Regions from separate parts of the Homo sapiens genome. Here region 1 is linked to region 2. A link is an interaction called in ENCODE POLR2A ChIA-PET data of the cell type or tissue named here. Cell type or tissue: HepG2. All regions are shown on one strand. Each heading gives the region's core, and the rest is flanking DNA. Links, peaks and the distances in the headings are about the cores only. Region 1 has its middle 9.9 kb from the start of GK. Region 2 overlaps GK (glycerol kinase).

Region 1 (8,024 bases), core at 1,948-5,947, 51 kb before region 2:
AAGCCATTCTTACAGACAAATTAGTGCCTCTATCCCCTGGACCCATTTATTCTAGCTCTTTACCATTAGCTACTGCCACTACCATCTCTGCTGGTCCAAAGATGAGCATTCAAGACTGCTGAGACCAGCTCAGTCATGGATACCCTAACCCAGCGGTGCTAGAGGAATTAAAGACACACACACACAGAAATATAGCGTGTGGACTGGGAAATCAGGGGTCTCATAGCCTTCAGAGGTGAGAGCCTCGAACAGAGATTTACCCACATATTTATTGACAGCAAGCCAGTGATAAGCATTGTTTCTATAGATTATAGATTAACTAAAAGTATTCCTTATGGGAAACAAAGGGATGGGCCTAAATAAAGGGATGGGCTCTTGCTAGTTACCTGCAGCAGGAACATGCCCTTAAGGCACAGATTGCTTATGCTATTGTTTGTGGCTTAAGAACACTTTAAGTGGTTTTCCGCCCTGGGTGGGCCAGGCGTTCCTTGCCCTTATTCCGGTAAACCCACAGCCTTCAGCATGGGCGTCATGGCCATCATGAGCCTGCCACAGTGCTGCAGAGATTTTGTTTATGGCCAGTTTTGGGGCCAGTTTATGGCCAGATTTGGGGGCCTGTTCCCAACACAAGACCTGAAAAGAAGGTGTGCTAGGTTGCATTATTGGCCCTAATTCTTCAGCCCTACCTTCATGCAGACACTGCCATGGTCTCATCATGGATTAAGAGTGCTTCCTTGCCCCTTGTCTTTGGGCCTAGCCATGTAATTTGCTTTAGAGAATGATATCTGAAGGGAGTGTCAGTGTGACAATTTCGAGCCTAGGCCTTTTTTTTTTTTTTTGAGATGGAGTCTCGCTCTGTCGCCCAGGCTGGAGCACAGTGGCGCAATCTCGGCTCACTGCAAGCTCCGCCTCCAGGGTTCATGTCATTCTCCTGCCTCAGCCTCCCGAGTAGCTGGGACTACAGGTGCCCGCCACCACGCCCGGCTAATTTTTTGTATTTTTTAGTGGAGACAGGGTTTCACTGTGTTAGCCGGGATGGTCTCGATCTCCTGACCTCGTGATCCACCCACCTTGGCCTCCCAAAGTGCTGAGATTACAGGCGTGAGCCACGGCGCCTGGCCAAGCCTAGGCCTTAATAGGCTTACATGTTTCTACTTGTTCTCTTGCACTTTTGCCATCACCATGAGAAGAACATACCCCAAAACAAGGTATCTCACTGGTCCAAAGAAGAAAACATCACAGAGGAAGCCACTCTACCCAATATGCAACCCACAGTGAGAAAAAAGGCCATCATAGCTAGCATAGCCTGAAGCAGCAATACCCATCTGAGCCCAGCCTATATCTGCAGAACTCCAATCAACCAACAGATGTATAAAATCTTCTTGCCCACCCCATCTGTCCCATGTCACCACTTCTCACTAGGTCAGGGGTGGCTACTTGACTAAAGGTAGTAGGCAAATGAGTTGAGCCAGTCAGATCTTCTTGAGGGTTTGTATTTGGAAACAGATTATAATCAATAAAGGATGGAGTCTTCTAGACTTGGAGACTGAGGTGTCATTTGGAACCCTGTACAGCCTGATGAATAAATAGAGAAAGCCAATCTTCAGAGTGAAGTAGGAAAACAGAATGGATGCTGAAAAAGTTTCAAAAGAGTCCCAGAGGGAATGAAGAATAGAAATTGTGGAGAGTAGACTCAGTCCTCAGGGGCTTCCCAGCGCCTGCAAACATGAAGCCTGGCAGAGCTGCTGATCTTGTGTCTAAAAAGTTCTCTGTTCTAGGCCAGGCTCAGTGGCTCATGCCTGTAATCCCAGCACTTTGGGAGGCCAAGGCGGGTGGATCACCCTAGGTCAGGAGTTCGAGACCATCCAGCCTGATCAACATGGTGAAACCCCTTCCCTACTAAAAATACAAAAATTAGCCAGGCGTGGTGGTGCATGCCTGTAATCCCAGCTACTTGGAAGGCTGAGGCAGGAGAATCGCTTGAACCTGGGAGGTGGAGGTTGCAGTGAGCCGAGATCGCATCATTGCACTCCAGCCTGGGCAACAAGAGCAAAACTCAGTCTTAAAAAAGAAAAAAAAGTTCTCTGTTTTACTATCAAAACCATCTCTTACTTCCCACTCAGCACATGCCTCTGTGCTCGTGTGCATGCAATCACACACATACACACACACAGAGTTTGGTTTTTAACTAACTTACATGAATATTTTTTTCCCTTGCAACTGAAGAATTGACTAAGATACTTTCCATAATGGAAGAAGAGAAAAGATGGGCAACCAGGTATGTAATTGATATTCCCTCACATAGTGGAAAATGGAACTCACTGTGCACGTGGGACATGTGCCACTTAGCTTTTCCTGACTGGTGTATACCCAAAAGAATATAAATCATTCTATTATAAAGATACAGGCAAGAGTATTTTCATTGCAGCCCTATTCACAATAGCAAAGACATGGAATCAACCCAAATGCCAATCAATAATTGACTGGATAAAGAAAATGTGGTATATATATACCATGGAACACTATGCAGCCATAAAAAGGAATGAGATCATGTCCTTTGCAGGGACATGGATGGAGCTGGAGGTCATTATTCTCATGCAGGAACTAATGCAGGAACAGAAAACCAAACACTGCATGATCTCATTTATAAGTGGGAGCTGAACAGTGAGAACACATGGACACAGGGAGGGAAACAACACACGCTGGGGCCTTTTGGTCAGGGAGGTGAGGGGAAGGAGAGCATCAGGAAAAATAGCTAATGCATGCTGGGTTTCACACCCAGATGATGGGTTGATATGTTTACCTATGTAACAAACCTGCACATCCTGCACACATGTACCCTGGAACTTAAAATACAAACAAAAAAAATCTTGAAATTTAGGGGCTTAGAACAACAGAATATTTTATTTAGATCACAATTTTGTGGATTGTCTTGTGATAGATGGGATATTTGTGATGTTTGTGATGGCTCTTCTAGTCTAGGCTGGCTGAGCTGAGACTCCATGTTCTAGAATGGCCTCACTCACATGTCTGGTGATTGTCAAGCTGGTTTTTCTAGTAGGGCCTCAGTGGCAATGACTTGTCTCTGCTCCATGGGGTCTCTCATTCTCCAACAGGCTAGCCCAAGCTTCTTCACATGGTGGTTTGAGGATTCCCAAAAGAACTACAAAGGAGCCTTAGCTCTACTGAAGAAGCTCATTTTAACCCTCTGCTCATGTCATATTTACTACTGCCCCCTTAGCCAAAGCGAGTCACCTGGTCAAGCGTAGACTCAGAGTGGATGGGGACTAAGCAAGGACTTGGATACAGGGAGGAGTGAGCACATTGGGAGCCATTACTGTGACAATATAATGTACAGAGAGGGGAAAAGTACTGCTAAAGAATGTCCTGTGAGTAAAGGCCAAAGGCCAAGGTAATGGTGTTTTTACAGGAGCGAGTCTATGAAAACCTCCAGTTTGTTATAAATTGACCTTACATATCTTTGGAGGTGTATAAGATTTTAACTTGGGGACTCATGATTCTACAGCCATAAAAACACTAGTCTAAATAGTTATAAAACATACAATAATTACCTACAGGATTTCCACTCTCATTGGAATACATAATCTGCCTTTCCTCCTTTAGAAAAATATAATTTCAGTAGAATTAACAGGAGAAATATCAAGAGAATGAAAATAAACTCTTTCCTGAATACAATCCACTTAACAAGCTCTCTTAGACTTGATAGCAGAGAAGGATCCCAAATAATAAAACACAGCTATGGAGTGAAGAACTATTTTGCTGCAAAACACTTCACCAGGGGATGCCACAGAAAGCACAAAACCCTTCCATGAAATGGAGCTTGTTCCTTTAAACTTTGGAACCACATATCTGTGAATCATAAGTTAAAAGTGTTCACTCTGTTCCCTATTCCTGAACACATATGCCAGTCTGAGTGCCCATATCAGTGTGAAATTGGCAGACTGGAGATCTCCAATGGTCAAAGCAATATGAGCTCTGTCTCCTGTAGAATATGCAAGTCCCAAAGTATCTAACATAGGCACTACATCAAAGCAAGTCGTCTTCAAAGCAAGAGACATCACCCCATTTAGGAGAAGAGAGAGTCATAAGAGGAGAATTATACAAACATATGGTTTCCACATTGCACAAATACAAATTTACAAACAGAAGTTATTTCCTCTTTAACCAGGTTCCTCTTGCTATGTTGCCTAACTTCAAACCAACAGTCATGAGATCATCATTTCCAGGCAGTCAGACACAAACTACGAAAGAGAAAAGTTCCATTTGTGTACTGTAATGTCTTTAACCAGCAATCATGGGAAGGGATATGCAGGGGTGGGGGTAGAGAAGTTAAGGTACATTTGAAAATGTAAATAGAAAATGTACTTGAAATTGTCCTGAATTGCACAGATTTGGCGGTCAACTGTTTTTAAAAGAAGAAAAAAATTATTCTACTTAAGTCAGTGATTTCATGTTGTGCCAATAGCTTACAAAATACTTAAAATAGCCTTAGCTTTTAAAAATTAGTAAATTAGGCCAGGCGCGGTGGCTCACGCCTGTAATCCCAGCACTTTGGGAGGCCGAGGCAGGCGGATCACCTGAGGTCGGGAGTTCGAGACCAGCCTGGCCAACATGGAGAAACGCTGTCTCTACTAAAAAATACAAAATTAGCCAGGCATGGTGGTGTATGTCTGTAATCCCAGCTACTCGGGGGGCTGAGGCAGGAGATCGCTTGAACCCGGGAGGCAGAGGTTGCAGTGAGCCAAAATCATGCCATTGCACTCCAGCCTGGGCAAAAAGAATGAAACTCCATCTCAAAAAAAAAAAAAAAAAAAAAAAATGGCCATGTCTTTTCATGGCTTGATAGTTAATTTATTTTTAGCATTGAATAACATTCCATTGTCTGTGTGTACCAGTTTGTTTATCCATTCACCCCATGAAGAACATCTTAGTTGCTTCCAAGTTTTGAAATTTATGAATAAAGCTGCTTATAAACATCATGTGCTGGTTTGTGCGTGAACACAAATTTTAAACTCATTTAGGTAAATACCAAGGAGTGTAATTGCTAGATCATATGTAAGAGGATTTTTCATTTTGTAATAAACTGCCAAACTATCTTCCAAAATAACTGTAACATTTTGCAACCCCACCAGCTATGAATGAGTTCTTATCGCTCCACATCCTTTCCAGCATTTGATGTTTCTCTACAGTACTTAATCCCTCAGTCTCTACCATACACAGATTGATGACAGAGATGAAGACTTGGGTTTTGTATACAGTGGTGAGGAATGGAGCTCTGGGAAAATAAAGTATAGAAAGCATGATAGAAAAACTCCCTGAAAAAGGCTGCAGATTTTATCAATGATGGCTCAATTATTTACACATATAGTGTTTATATGTTTACAGTAACTTGGGGGAAAATAGTACTGTTGATTGATTATAGGTTGGCTTATACTCTGAGTTCATTTTTCATGAATAATAGTAAATTCATAAAACACATGTGCATCTCACCACTGGGTGAACAATATCATGCATTAGAATGACCTTGGACAACTTACCCTGATTCTTGCCCTCATTTTCTTCATCTCTAATAAGTGCTATGCAATCCTGAAAGTTCTTTTCAATCCTTTAATTAATAAAAATTAAATCTAGGCCAGGCACGGTGGCTCACGCCTGTAATCCCAGCACTTTGGGAGGCCGAGGTGGGTGGATCACAAGGTCAGGAGTTCGAGACCAGCCTGATCAACATGGTGAAACCCGTCTCTACTGAAAATACAAAAATTAGCCGGGCATGGTGGCACGAGCCTGTAGTCCCAGCTACTTGGGAAGATGAGGCAGGAGAATCGCTTCAACCCGGGAGGCGGAAAAAAAAATCTATATATGTCTTCACAAAGAAATATCCCCAAAGACAAGTGTGACCTCAGTGGAATATTTCAAAAAGAAGTTGAGTTTCCCATTTAAAAGACAAAGAATAGATTTCAATTAAGATCATCATTCCTCTTTCTTCCCATGCCATTATTGAGTGATAAATGATACATTTTCTTCCTACTCAAGTTTAAATACACCGGGTGCGGTGGCTCACGCCTGTAATCCCAGCACTTTGGGAGGCTGAGGCCAGTGGATCACGAGGTCAGGAGATCGAGACCATCCTGGCTAACATGTCTCTACTAAAAATGCAAAAAATTAGCCGGGTGTGATTGCGGGCGCCTGTAGTCCCAGCTACTCAGGAGGCTGAGGCAGGAGAATGGCATGAAACCAGGAGGCGGAGCTTGCAATGAGCCGAGATCGCACCACTGCACTCCAGCCTGAGCAACAGAGCGAGACTCCGTCTCAAAAAAAATAAAAATAAATTTAAAAAAAAGTTTAAATACAAGGCCTAAACAAATAAAATGTAGTTACCTTTTCTTTTCAATAGCATATTTGTTTTAAGTCAGCAAATGAATGATTGTAACTTCATTGACATTAGTGAATTACCTACATCCATTCAACATATATTTTGTGCCTACTATGTGACTTGCCAAAGGAAGCATTAAATATTATTTTCTTTGTATGATTTGAATGTGTGAATGGAGCACTTGAAAAGTCAGTGTCCCACGATTATAAATGTAATATAAATGTAGTACATGAACTAAATTGTGGTTCCTAAGGCTACATTTTTTTATCAGTATGCATATTTTTTAATGTGTACATATAGTGGCAAAAGGCAGAAAATAAAAAAGAACATACATCTTCAGGCCGGGCACGGTGGCTCACACCTGTAATCCCAGCACTTTGGGAGTGTAGAGGTGGGAGGATTGCTTGAGTCCAGGGATTCAAGACCAGCCTGGGCAACATAATGAAGTCTTGTCTCTACGAAAACATCAAGAAATTAGCTGGAAGTGGTGGCTTGTGCCTGTAATCCCACTTACTTGATCCTTGGGAGGTTGAGGTGGGAGGATCTCTTAAGCCTGGGAGCTCGAGGCTGCAGTGAGCCACGATGGTGCCACTGCACTCCAGCCTGGGCAACAGAGTGAGACGCTGTCTTGAAAAAATAAATAAATAAGTAAGTAAAATAACATACATTTTTGTCTTTCTTCTATTAGCCACTGGAGGCTTAGAGGTGGACATAGAAAAATGAAAGATAAACAAGCACACAAAAGAGAAAGCATGAGGAAAATGAGACAAATGTGAAACTGGAAGACCAAAGGGATGTGGAAGAAGGAAATAAAACAGCCAAAGTTACCAATGGTCCCACTTTGCCCTTAACAGATCCAACCATGACCTCAAGGGCATTCCAAGTATGATCTTTACCCCAGACCCTTAGAAACAACAGGTTTTCAAATTGAAAACTGCTCGGGCCAGGTGGCTCATGCCTGTAATCTCAGCACTTTGGGAGGCTGAGGCAGAGGATCACTTGAGCCCAGGAGTTCAAGACCACCCTGCGCAACAGAATAAGACCCTCATCTCTACCCAAAAAAAAAAATTAGCCAGGTATGATGGCGCAACCTTGACCTCCTGGATTCCAGCTACTCTGGAGGCTGAAGTGGGAGAATCCCTTGAATCCAGGAAGTCAAGGTTGCAATGAGATACGTTCATGCCACTGCACTCCAGCCTGGGAGACAGAGCAGGACCCTGTCTCAAAAAAGAAAGAAAATAAAAGAAAAGAAAACTTCTCAATTTGCACCAGTAGCAAGTTTTTCAAACATGTTTGGAAAATGAGAAAACTTCTGGATACTCATATTTTTATTTTTCCAAAAGGCCCAATGCCTTGGTTATAACCAGATATGACCAAGAATTAGATTGTGAGGAATGGAGATCACACCAAAATGTACCAATTGCATCATTTATCCATTGCTGCATTTAAAAAATGACTCCAAAACTGGGTGGCTAAAAACAACAACCATTTGTTATTTCTCATGATTCTGTGGACTAGTTGGGCTCGGCTGTGGTTTTTTTGTTGTCATTGTTGTTGTCGTTTTCCATTCTTGGTGCTATTGGCTGAGGTCATTCATTCAACTGGGTCATTCATTCAGCAGCTGCAATCC
Region 2 (4,000 bases), core at 1-4,000:
TCTATTCCGTTCCCTTCATCACCCTGCCCAATCCTCATCCTCACCTCCAGCTGCACTCTGCTTCGAGGGATGCATGCTTTTCTCTCCGATGTCATTTTAGGCAACTTTTACACTTTCTACCCCCATGATGAAAATAAGATATTATGTACTACCTCGCTATTGACTTTGTGAGATCTTCCCAGGTCATCTTTTGGGATGACCCTTGTTCCTTCAAATTAAATAATATTTCCATAAAATATCTCCTTCCATTTTTTTTTTCGAGACAGGGTCTCACTCTGTTGCCCAGGCTGGAGTGCAGTGGCACAATCTCTGCTCACTGCAACCTCTGCCTCCTGGGTTCAAATGATTCTCCTGCCTCAGCCTCCCCAGTGGCTGAGATTACAGGCAAGCACCACCAAGCCCGGCTAATTTTTATTCTATTTTTAGTGGCCAGGCTGGCCTCAAACTCCTGATCTCAGGTGATCTGCCCGCCTCAGCCTCCCAAAATGCTGGGTTTACAGACGTGAGCCACCGCGCCCGGCCTCCTTCCATTATTTTTGTGCATTGATTTTTTTTTTTTAAAGAAAGCTAGAAAACCTTGAGTTAAGATTTTTAATTTACAGGTTGCATTAAAGTATTAAATCCTTTGGTTTGAGTTTTCTTACAAAACCATACTCATATGAGATAGGAGGGAAAAAGTTATCACTTTCTGTAGTTAGGTGATAAATAAGAATACAGATGGGGAGGGGAATCATAGTTGCATTATTTTTGTGTATGTATTTTCTTTTTCTTTTCTTTTTTTTTTTTTTTTTTTTTTTGAGACGGAGTCTCGCTCTGTCACCCAGGCTGGAGTGCAGTGGCGTCATCTTGGCTCACTGCAAGCTCCGCCTCCCGGGTTCATGCCATTCTCCTGCCTCAGCCTCCTGTGTAGCTGGGACTACAGGTGCCCGCCACCATGCCTGGCTAATTTTTTGTATTTTTAGTAGAGACGGGGTTTCACCATGTTAGCCAGGATGGTCTCCATCTCCTGACCTCATGATCCGCCCACCTCAGCCTCCCAAAGTGCTGGGATTACAGGCATGAGCCACCACGCCTGGCGTATTTTCTTAACTAGTTAACTTTAATCAGCCTTTATATACATTTAGTGTTTAATATACTAACCACAAATGAGTTGGGTTTGACCCATTCTCAAGGAAGATTGGTAAGCACATATGTGTTTCATTTTTGCCCATTAATCTTTCTTCAGTTCACATTCCCTCTGTTTAATATATTTGCTAAATTTAGGCAACTGCTGTTTTAGATAGAGTAATTCTGTGTTGCTTTATTTATTTTTTATTTTTTATTTTTTTTGAGACAGAGTCTCGCTCTGTCATCCAGGCTGGAGTGCAGTGGTGCAATCTCAGCTCACTGCAACCTCTGCCTCCCAGGTTCAAGCGATTCTCTTGTCTCAGCTTCCCAAGTAGCTGAGATTGCAGGTGTGTGCTACTATGCCCAGCTAATTTTTATATTTTTAGTAGAGACGGGGTTTCACCATGTTGGCCAGGTTGGTTTCGAGCTCCTAACCTCAAGTGATCCACCTGCTTCAGCCTCCCAAAGTGTTGGGATTACAGGCATGAGCCACCACACCTGGCCCTGTGTTGCTTTAATTTGGCATGTCTTTGAGCTCTACTTTAGTGTCTACTAATTTCATGTTATGTTATTTGAACTTGTGTGTGTATATATGTAAAATATATTATTAAGTCTTATTGTTTTAAAAGTTTTCTGGTTATGATCATTAGTTTATGATTTGGTATACTCTCTGGTTTTTAATAGTTTAAATGTCATTTTTATGGAATATAAAATAAACAGCATAGTTTTGGGCTAGGTTCTACATACAATACTAATTTATTGCAAAAATCAACATCTACATTGTCACTATCTAATTACAGGATGTTGTGTCATTTAATTTTCTCTTTACCTTGCTACGTGGATGCCCTTTGAACTGTAAACATGTCACCCTAATCTTTGTTCATGAACATGCTTTCCTGTGCCATGAGACAGGAAAAGTATTTTTATTCATAATACTATGGGATTGCCTTCAGGGTCTTTGAATATTTTGTGATTTGTTGAGTTCTTTTGTTTGGTGGTTTTGTTTTAAACTGTTACACTTTTCATTTGCTAACTGAACTTCACAACTGTTTTAGTCCAAGACAGGCCTTCCACTTAGCACTTACTTCAGTGCAGTGAAACTTCGTTGGCTCCTTGACAATGTGAGAAAAGTTCAAAAGGCCGTTGAAGAAAAACGAGCTCTTTTTGGGACTATTGATTCATGGCTTATTTGGGTATGTTTAAATATAATGGATATATGGAGAATTTTTTCAGAAATTTTTTCTAGACTGCCTTGCCTATTGTTTCTACTAGCAGGTCAGACTTTTTAATTAGCAGCATTATGAAGAAAAACCACTCAAAAAGCAACAGGAGAAGTTTTCAGCTTCCATTCGAGAAGCATTTTTGCCTACTTCCTCTTTATTTTTTCTTGTCTTACTTCAGTGAAAATGAAGGATAATTACCAAAACTGTATCTAATATCTATTATCTTTAGGATGAGTAATTTAGATACCCTTTCCCTATTGTCTGTTATATACTCCTTTCCCACTAGCCATGTCTTAGACGAAATAACTATTTAGCAGGATAAAATACCTAGAGTACTTTTATCTTTTGCTTTCAACATTACATAACTGTCTCTTGTATAATCAAGCCATAATATGAAACTAAATCATAGTGGAAATTTCTATTTAGAATCTTTTTGCCTAAGCTGAATACACAGCAATCATCAACCTATGGCCAATCTTATTTCTACTATACTCACATATTCTTTCTCCCCACAGATAATTTTAAAACAAATGCCAGACATTTCATTTTATTTGTAAATATTTCAGTAAGTATGTAATGATCTTTTTTAACATTCAAGGGAATGTCAAGGAAATATTGTCCCCACTCTCACTTGACAGATCCACAGAGCAGGTCTTTCAGAACCCATATCAGAAAGAGGCACCTTCTTCACCTCTCCATGTGCTTGGCCAGGGCAGAATGTGCTTTGTGTTCATGGCCAGCCATTTTCACGTGTGTCAGTCACAGTTGAATGAGTACCTTTGACAATTGCATCGAACCAGAGTAAGGCAAGATGTGGAAACTGTGAGCTGCAGGAGACTCAAGGGAGCACATTTTGGCTATATCCCACTGGATGCTGTTTATTGACCTTTGTTCCTTTCCTACCTCTTATTGCTTCCATGTAAAGGAAAGCAGCAGTGCCTTCAGTTCAGGCATGTGGGTACACCTGAGAAAGAAAGTTTAAAACTCTCCTTTCAGGATATATGCTTAGGTGAGTGTAGATAGCATAATGCGAATTGTTATTTAAACAACAACAGCAACAACAAAAAAAACCAAAGAGATAACAACAACACACAATTCTCTAATAATCCTTATGAGGCAGATATTTCCATTTATTTCATCTCGCCGAATTTAATAAGACTCTGAGTTTTCTCAACATAATAGGATGAAAACAAAACCGATTTTTTATTTATCCATCAAGTAACTGGAATTGTGCTGATAAGGTGGCCACTAGCCACATTTGGCTATTGAGCACTTGAAACATGATCAAATTGAGGTTTGCTGTAAGCATGGAATATACACCAGATTTCAAAGACTTAGTACAGAAAAAAGAAGGTAAAAAAATGTAATGTTCCGTTCTTTTGCTTTATGTGCTCTGCTGATTATGACCCTTAACAATATGTAAATTAAATTGCCAATAAGTACAAATTTAACCTGATTTTTTTACTCTGCCTAGAGTTTGACAGGAGGAGTCAATGGAGGTGTCCACTGTACAGATGTAACAAATGCAAGTAGGACTATGCTTTTCAACATTCATTCTTTGGAATGGGATAAACAACTCTGCGAGTAAGTTCTGTTTTGCTCTAAATATAGTTTTCCCAATACACTACCTATTTATAACCGAAATCTTAATATTTTCAGATGTCAGTGGA

The links. Peaks named below come from ENCODE experiments on the same cell type or tissue, not always from the same donor. Only the 100,000 strongest peaks of a DNase experiment are listed, where the experiment ranks them.
Region 1: POLR2A ChIA-PET joins it to region 2 with 6 read pairs; 4 of 35 experiments call an interaction of 5 or more read pairs at or near these places.

Annotation. Positions count from the first base shown.
Region 1 is chrX:30,639,479-30,647,502 of GRCh38, forward strand. No RefSeq gene overlaps it. Among named protein-coding and RNA genes, the nearest start is that of GK, 9.9 kb to the right of the region's middle. In HepG2, for the core only: no CTCF peak of the experiment used is centred there; DNase peaks (open chromatin) are centred at 3,363 and 4,073; H3K4me3 peaks cover 391 bases.
Region 2 is chrX:30,692,238-30,696,237 of GRCh38, forward strand. It overlaps GK (glycerol kinase), which reads left to right. Exons shown (of 21, transcript NM_001205019.2): 6 at 2,163-2,300; 7 at 3,805-3,914. Among named protein-coding and RNA genes, the nearest start is that of GK-AS1, 24 kb to the right of the region's middle. In HepG2, for the core only: no CTCF peak of the experiment used is centred there; a DNase peak (open chromatin) is centred at 1,964.